Regions from separate parts of the Homo sapiens genome. Here regions 1 and 3 are each linked to region 2. A link is a contact called in ENCODE POLR2A ChIA-PET data. All regions are on one chromosome and are shown on one strand. The core of a region is the stretch at or near the end of the contact, and the rest is flanking DNA. Distances in the headings are between cores, read along the strand shown.

The links. ChIA-PET counts read pairs that join two places held with the same protein, here RNA polymerase II (POLR2A).
Region 1: POLR2A ChIA-PET joins it to region 2 with 10 read pairs in GM12878. The contact joins two enhancer-like sites. POLR2A ChIA-PET finds 5 or more read pairs at or near these places in 4 of 52 experiments (GM12878, T-cell, activated CD4-positive, alpha-beta T cell and 1 more).
Region 3: POLR2A ChIA-PET joins it to region 2 with 12 read pairs in CD4-positive, alpha-beta T cell. The contact joins two enhancer-like sites. POLR2A ChIA-PET finds 5 or more read pairs at or near these places in 2 of 52 experiments (CD4-positive, alpha-beta T cell and activated naive CD4-positive, alpha-beta T cell).

Annotation. Positions count from the first base shown.
Region 1 is chr19:16,445,687-16,448,386 of GRCh38, reverse strand. All of the region lies in intron 1 of EPS15L1 (epidermal growth factor receptor pathway substrate 15 like 1), which reads left to right. Among named protein-coding and RNA genes, the nearest start is that of EPS15L1, 25 kb to the left of the region's middle. RefSeq lists enhancers at 2,437-2,496, 2,607-2,686, 2,421-2,700. Within about 2 kb of position 1,291, at least 32 of the 41 ENCODE cell types and tissues checked have a DNase peak (open chromatin) inside an H3K27ac peak, as active enhancers do; they include GM12878, where a contact is called at or near this core.
Region 2 is chr19:17,182,458-17,185,257 of GRCh38, reverse strand. MYO9B (myosin IXB) reads right to left here. Exons shown (of 40, transcript NM_004145.4): 16 at 1,390-1,429; 17 at 271-393. Among named protein-coding and RNA genes, the nearest start is that of USE1, 31 kb to the left of the region's middle. RefSeq lists an enhancer at 743-952. Within about 2 kb of position 1,546, at least 8 of the 41 ENCODE cell types and tissues checked have a DNase peak (open chromatin) inside an H3K27ac peak, as active enhancers do; they include GM12878, where a contact is called at or near this core.
Region 3 is chr19:17,802,092-17,804,791 of GRCh38, reverse strand. All of the region lies in intron 1 of B3GNT3 (UDP-GlcNAc:betaGal beta-1,3-N-acetylglucosaminyltransferase 3), which reads right to left. Among named protein-coding and RNA genes, the nearest start is that of B3GNT3, 8.3 kb to the right of the region's middle. Within about 2 kb of position 1,336, at least 2 of the 41 ENCODE cell types and tissues checked have a DNase peak (open chromatin) inside an H3K27ac peak, as active enhancers do.

The DNA.
Region 1 (2,700 bases), core at 42-2,541, 740 kb after region 2:
GGCTAATTTTACATTTTTAGTAGAGATGGGGTTTCTCCATGTAGGTCAGACTGGTCTTGAACTCCCAAACTCTGGTGATCCTCCTGCCTCGGCCTCCCAAAGTGCTGGGATTACAGGCATGAACCACCACGCCAGGCCTTACATGGCTCTTTCACAGTGCAAACATAAAGTTTGTCTGCCAATCTTTCCTTTTGTGAATCGGGCTTTTGGTGTCAAGTCTAAGAACTCTTTGCTTTGCCCTAGATCCTGAGGATTATGTTTTACATTTGAATTCATGATCCACTTTGAGTTACATTTTGTACGAGGCATAAGACTTTTAGTTCGAGGCCCATGTTTTTCCTATGGATGCCGATTGCTCCAGTGCCCTTTGTGGAAAGGCTTTCCTTCCTCCTGAAATACTTTTGCACCTTTGTCAAGAAATCCACTGGGCAGATCTGTGTGTGTCTGTTTCTCAGATTCTACATTCTGTTCTGTGCATTACTGTCTGTGCCCGCCCCCTGCCAATACTCCACTGTCTTAACTACTCTAGCTATAGAGTCAGTCTTGAAATCAGGTAGACTGACTCTTTCCACTTTATTATTCTTTTTCAGAATTGTTTTAGCTTCTCTGCCTTTTTTTTTTTTTCCGAAGATGAAGTCTTGCTCTGTCGCTCAGGCTGGAGTGCAGTGGTATGATCTCGGCTCACTGCAGCCTCCGCCTCCCAGGTTCAAGTGATTCTCCTGCCTCAGCCTCCTGAGTAACTGGGATTACAGGCACCTGCCACCATGCCTGGCTAATTTTTGTATTTTTAGTAGTGATGGGGTTTCATCATGTTGGCCAGGCTGGTCTTGAACTCCTGACCTCAGGTGATTCACCCACCTTGGCCTCCCTAAGTGCTGGGATTACAGGTGTGAGCCAGAGTGCCTGGCCCTGTAATACTTAAATTACTAGTGAGATGGAACATTTTCTTTCTAACTTTGCTGCATCTCTTCTTTCTGAATTGCCTCTCTCTTTGCTCATTTTTAATTGAGATGTCTTTTTCCTTGTGATTTGGAAAAGCTCTCTTTTCACTTGCCAAGTCTTCTCCTTCTCTTGGTAACATTTACCTTAGCTCTGCTGTAGAAACCTCTGATGGAGCAGTTGGAGAGAGCTGCCCATCCAGTCCAGGAAGGTTAGACATACCCCAGCGTTTCCCTGATGCCTTTTGAATGTTTTGAGTCAAGTCCCAGTTCTGCCCCGTGCTTGCCACATGACTGAGCCAGGTTATCTCACCCGCAGAATGTGGGCCGGCCTGCTGGGAGGGCTGGGCTCACATTGGGTGATGGTTGTGCAAGGCCTGTGGGGGCCTCTAAGGGGAAGGCAGAAATGGAAGGATTATCAAGCAAGCTCTACTCCGGGCTATGTTTTTGCATCCATATGTTTTTCTAAGTAGGAACTCAGACTGAGATGTGTTTCAGTGTTATATGCCTAACTTCCTGCAAAACTTGGCAGTGGCATTGAAAAACATAGCCATTATGGGGTCTCAGCTTTCCTGGGGAAATGGCAGGTCATCGAAAACACTGGCTTTCAAGTCCATTTATATGCTCAAATTGAGTGTTGCCTTTTGACCTCTTCTGTTTAATAAAATGCTCCAGCACGTCATCACGGACGTGCATTTTCCCAGGCCAGCATATGCATGAGGCTGTCCTGTGGTCCGGTGCACAGCCCTGTGACACCTGGGCTGTCATTACAGGGTGCACAGTAGGTGAGGGTCTGACTCCAGGACCACCTATCCTGGGTGCTTCACTGACTGTTGCTCATTGGCTGTTGTGGTCCTGAGTAGGGCAAACTCAGTTTCCCCACCTGTCAACTGGACTAGTAATATTACCTGCCCTTTAGCGTTGTCGGGAGGATGAGAGGTACTGGATAGGAAACAAGGGATTATAGGTACTTCTCTGAACATTTTACAGTGAAAATGGATTGCTTTCCAAAAGTCATTTTGAACCAAGGCTGATGATCATTGGTTTGTTTTGCACAAGAGCGCGTACTTTGCTAGCAGAGTGAGAGTGAGAGTTTGGGCAGGAGGCAGCCAGGCATGAAGATGTAGGAGGCGTCCTGCCCTCGGCCACGTGCGGGGATCAGAGTTGGGTGAACCCTGCTTAGGAGTCGTTAGAACACAATCCTGAGACAGTTTCTCCTCCGAGGTGGTTCTGCTGGGTTTCTCCATCTCAACTGCTGTTGTCCTGGGTTACAGTTACAGGCGCTTGTGTGAATTGCGGTGTTTTAAAGCCTTCAGAGCAGAAGGATGTGAACTTGTCCTTCTCCTTGTGCCCCTCTCTCTGTCATCCCACTTGTAAATTGTTTCTGGGCTGGAGGATAAGTGAGGAGGCCACAGGAACTTTGCATGTTGTCTCTTAGCATTTTGAGTTAGGAAGAGCAACTGAAAGACCGAGCTGAAAGCTACACTGAACCTCATCAACAATTCACACACTGCAGAGGCGAAGATGGCGTCTTCTCAGCACAGTGGGCTGGGTCAGGAGAACACATCGGGTCAGCTCTGCTGCACTTCCTTCCATTCCTACGGCCATCCTGGTGCCACCTGCAGCCTCTTACGGTGCAGGCCTCATCCCCTGGTGCGTCCCCTCTCTGCTGTTGCCTCGGGCTTGGCCCCAGGCTCACTTTGGGGTCAGACATGGGTGGGCAGCTCCAGAGGCTGCTCTCAGCATACAGAGGGCTCTTTCC
Region 2 (2,800 bases), core at 297-2,796:
GGACTACAGGCACCCGCCACTACGCCCGGCTAATTTTTGTATTTTTAGTAGAGGTGGGGTTTCACCGTGTTAGCAAGGATGGTCTCAATCTCCTGACCTCGTGATCCGCCCGCCTCGGCCTCCCAAAGTGCTGGGATTACAGGCTTGAGCCACCGCGCCCGGCCAATTTTTGTATTTTTACTAGAGACGGGCTGTGCTCGGTGTCGGGTGAAGCTACACAAGCCTGAGGCTGAGCTGACCGCCACCTTCTGCCTCTCCTGCTCCACCTACCTGGAACTGGGCGCTGATGCTTGGTGGCTTTTTCTTCTTGTGCAGGTGCAGTAGGGACTTGGTGGTGCGGTCGTGCAGAGTCATGCTGATGATGAGTTTCAGGGACTTGGAGTCCAGTAGGTTCTAGGACAGACACATGGGGTCCGGCCTGCCCTCCCACAGCCCACACGGGCACGGGGAGGCATCACAGGTGTCCCCGAAGCCAGGGCAGAACAGCGTCCCCGCAGCGAGTGCCCGGGCAGCAGCTCTTAGGTTTGGTCTCAGGACCACACTATTGATGTGGGCCCAGTGGAATGAGGTGGGTTTGCACCTTGCACACAGCGCTGGTTCCGGGAGGGCTGATGACAGCCTCTTTCACAGCCTGAGTGGCTGCCCCATTTCCTCTTCCTCTGGGTTAGAGAGGAAGCCAGTGCTACTGAACCTGGCCGTCCCTCTCCTCTGCATAGCTCCTACAGTTTACATTACTTGAGTCAAGAAGGGCCAGGTCCTTTCTGTGCCATCCGCATGAGCTCATCGGACAGGCCACCATCATGTGTCAGCCAGTTCTATCAGCTGACAAGAGGAATTAGCCCTCTCCCATCTGCTAACTAGACTGCAAGGCTATTCTTACTCTTCTTGCAAATTTCTTAAATTGCTGCACTTGTATGTGGAAACGAGACAGAGCGCTTGGGAGGTTCTCTGTCCTGTCTGGAAGCAGCCCAGTAGCCAGGGACTGAAGATGGGGGTGTTAAACGGAAGGGTCCCATTACGTTGGGGCAGGATGAGCTCTGTGGTGCTATGAACCCACTAGAGCTCCCCATGGGACCAGGCTGAGGCCAGACTTCAGCTATGCTTACGCCCCTAGCTTCCTCCCTCACCCCTTCTCTCTGCCTTCTCACGTAAGCCCTCTTCCATAAGCCGCTGTGTGTGCAAATACCCCATCTCAGACCCTGCTTCTGGGAAACCCATAAAGAGACAGCTCTAAATCATCTCAACACGAGAACATTTTTTTTTTCTTGGAGGGAGGGGGAGATAGTGGGAAGGAGGAGGAAATGAAGTTGCAGAAGTGAAAGCTCTCAAGACGGGCAGAGAAGCAAGATATCTTGGAACGTGTCGCGCGGGGTGTGTTTTTTTTTTTACCTTTGGAATGATCTGCTTTTGTTTGATACCTTTACTTTTCCTGTCAAAATATTAAAAATGGTTTTGTGAACAAAAGGAACACAGTGTCGGGATTTGGGTTAGTTCAGCAAGCCACGCCTGGCGGGTTAGACTGAGAGACACAGAGAGAGGGGAGAGAGTGAGAAGGCGCAAGTGCAACAAGGCCACCGCCACCTCTCCACGCTGCACACCGTGGCGTGCCTCAGCCACTGTCTGTGGACACCAGTTTCCCTGGGTTGGCGGCACCCGGACTCTGCTGGTGGCTGCCCCAAAGCTGAGTAAAGTGTTTAGTCTGGGGGCCATTCGGATGTCTGAGAAGTAGGAGGGGCTGGCTAGGAATCTACAGGGTGGGACGTGCATCCAGCGGGGCTTGCTATGGAGGAACTGACATATCCCCCAGATCACAGCAGGATGCCGAGTGGGGCGGAGGGAGCCTGAGCAGTCCTGGTGGTGACCAGGTGACCAGGCTGTCTTTGCCATGTGCTGGTAGATGCCAAGCAGGCCCACAGAGGCCCTTCTGGAACCCTCTGCTGGCAGGGCAGGGACTTGCCCTGCAAAATAACCAAAATGGGGCCTGGGTGGGAGCTCCTTTCAGGATCATGCTGGTGGGAAAGAAGAAAACCAAAGCTGGCCAGGCGCAGTGGCTCACGCCTGTAATCCCAGCACTTTGGGAGGCTGAGGTGAGCGGATCACCTGAGGTCAGGAGTTCAAGGCCAGCCTGGCCAACATGGTGAAACCCTGTCTCTACTAAAAATACAAAAATTAGCCAGGTGTGGTGGCGGGTGCCTGTAATCCCAGCTACTCAAGAGACTGAGGCAGGAGAACTGCTTCAACCCAGGAGGCGGAGGTTGCAGTGAGCCGAGATCGTGCCACTGCACTCCAACCTGGGTGACAGAGAGAGACTCTGTCTCAAAACCCCCCCCAAAACCCAAAGCTGCTCTTTTGGCCGAGGTAAGGAAGGGGATAGCTCCTGTGTTCTCAGACACCTTATGGAATCTTGCAGACCAAGGGGGAAAATAAATAAATAAGTAAATATATTTATTTATTCAAAAGGCCTGGTGCCTTTTGAAGACCGGCTAAGGAGATGGTAACTTGTAGATCTGTGAGATGCCTAGCCATCCGTGGTTGCATTCAGTTTCACCTGAATCCCTGTGGGGTAAAATAAGGCACAACAAGGACAAAAGTTTGAGGCCGAGGTGGGCGGATCATTTGAGGTCAGGAGTTCAAGACCAGCCTGGCCAACATGGTGAAACCCCATCTCTACTAAAAACAGAAAAAAATTAGTCGGGTGTGGTGGTGCACACCTGTAATCCCAGCTACTTGGGAGGCTGAGGCAGGAGAATCACTTGAACCCGGGAGGTGGAGGTTGCAGTGAGCCAAGATTGAGCCACTG
Region 3 (2,700 bases), core at 87-2,586, 620 kb before region 2:
GAGGTCAGGAGTTCGAGACCAGCCTGGCCAACATGGTGAAACCCCCGTCTCTACTAAATACAAAATATTAGATACAAAAATTAGCAGGGCGTGGTGGCTCATGGCTCATGCCTGTAATCCCAGCTACTCAGGAGGCTGAGGAAGGAAAATCGCTTGAACCCAGGAGGCGGAGGTTGCAGTGAGCCAAGATCACACCACTGCACTCCAGCCTGGGCAACAGAGCAAGACTATGTCTCAAAAAAAAAAAAAAAAAAAAAAGCTGGGCACGGTGGCTCACGCCTGTAATCTCAGCACTTTGGGAAGCCGAGGCAATCACTTGAGCTCAGGAGTTCGAGATCAGCCTGGCCAACATGGCAAAACCCCATCTCTACTAAAAATACAAAAATTACCCGGGTGTGGTGGTGCGTGTCTGTAATCCCAGCTACTCAGGAGGCTGAGACAGTAGAATCACTTGAATCTGGGAGGCGGAGGTGGCAGTGAGCCAAGATCAAGCCATTGTACTCCAGCCTGGGCGATAGAACAAGACTCTGTCTCAAAAAAAAAAAAAAAAAGAAAAAAAAGAAAGAAAGAAAAGAAAAAAAAAAGGAAAATAAGATGAAGAAAGTCATCAATGTTTCGATCACAGCCCAGATGTCCAGATGTTAGGGGGTGGAAAAAGAAGGACCAGAAGGAGCAGAATGAGGAACCTCTGGGCAGTGGGAGGCTCAGTCTGGTATCCAGGTGAGAGCTGTTGGCACACCATGGCCTATAAGCCAGGAAGGCCCAACAGGTATTGATTGTGTGTGCTGTGTTTTAAGAGACAGGGTCTCACTATGTTGTCCAGGCTGGTCTTGAATTCCTGGCCTCAAGCAATCCTCTTGCCTTGGCTTCCCAAAGCGCTGGGATTACAGACATAAGCCACCTTGCCAGCTAATTAAAAATTTTTTTTTTTTTTTTTTAGTGATAGGATCTCACTTGCTCTGTTGTCCAGGCTGGAGTGCAGTGGCGATCATAGCTCACTGCAGCCTCCAGCTCCTGGGCTCAAGTGATCCTCCTGCCTTAGCCTCTTGAGTAGCTGCGACCACAGGCACCAGTCACCATGCCTGGTGCCAACAGGCAATTGTCATATGTTCCCTGCATGTTACAGCGCCTACCCTGCACTCCTGTTCAAGGTGGGTGAAAAAACTTCACCCCAAGCCAGACACGGTGCCACCAGTGTCCAGCAGTGACATCCAGGCTGACTCTTGGGGACCCTCGCCTGGCCGCCCGCTGCCAGACCAGTCGGTCCTGCCTGGAGCTGTTTGCACTTCACGTGCCAGTGCGATTTTGCCATCCTCCAGAACCCACTTCCTCAAATGCACAGAAAAGCCATTTATTTCCCCTGCCAAGACCCAGAAGCCACCGCCTGGGGTGTGGCTGCAGGATGTGGGTCCTCTCTGCTGCCATCTTTCCCACACAATCTCTGCCCTCACTCATCTGCTCCAGCTGCACCAGCCTCCTTAAACATGGCCGGGAGCTGTGGCCCACGTCTGTAATCCCGGTACTTTGGGAGGTCAAGGAGGGCAGATCACCTGAGGTCAGGAGTTTGAGACCAGCCTGGCCAACATGGTGAAACTCTGTCTCTACTAAAAATACAAAAATTAGCCAGGTGTGGTGGCACACGCCTGTAATCCCAGCTACTCAGGAGGCTGAGGCAGGAGAATCACTTGAATCCAGGAGGTGGAGGTTGCAGTGAGCCGAGATCGTGCCACTGCACGCCAGCCTGGGCAATATAGCCAGATTCTGTCTCAAAAAAAAAAAAAATCCTTTAACACCCAGGCTCAGGCTGGATGCAGTAGCTCATGCCTATAATCCTTGCACTTTAGGAGGCTGAAGCAAGAGGGTTGCTTGAGCCTAGGAGTTCAAGACCAGCCTGGGCAAAAAAGGGAGACCTGTCTGTGCTAAAAATTAAAAAAAAAAGTAAAAAAATTAGCTGAGTATGGTGGTGTATGCCTTTAGTCCCAGCTACTCGGGAGGCTGAGGTGGGAGGATCACTTGAGCCCTGGAAGTGGAGGCTGCAGGGAGCTGTGATCACACTTCCAGCCTGGTGGCAAAGCGAGACCCTGTCTCAAAACAAACAAAAACCACCCAAGCTCAGCCCTGCCTCAGGGCCTTTGCACCTGCCACTGCCTCCACCTAGGACCCCCTTCCTTTCCAGCTCTTTCCGTAGTCTTCATATTTAGGCTTCCCCTGAAATGTCACCTCCGAGAGGCTTCGACCTCCAGGCTAAAACACCTAGCCCCAGCACTGCTGATGTCTGTAGCATTCACCACCATCAGACATGGGAAATCTCTTCGCTTCTCTCCTGTCCATCTGCCCAGCCAGCCTGAAGCCCCAGGGCTGGGCATCTTATCTCCTGCAACTGTGCTCCCACAGGATGCTACCTAGTTTGTTGCAGAAGGGAAAAAGTACGATAGCCATCACCTCCTATCTCACTGCAGCCTCGCCCCCACTCCACGAGGCAGCAGCCACAGTCCCCTGCCGCACACGTTCTGCCTCAGAAGACAGATTTATAGCTTGGGAGACTAGTAAGCCTTGGGCACCCGTGATTCAGTCAAGATAAGTCACCTGTAATCCCAGTGCTTTAGGAGGCTGAGGCAGGAGGATCACTTGAGCTTAGGTGCTCAAGACCAGCCTGGGTAACACAGCAAGACCCTGTCTCTACAATGATTTTTTTTTTTT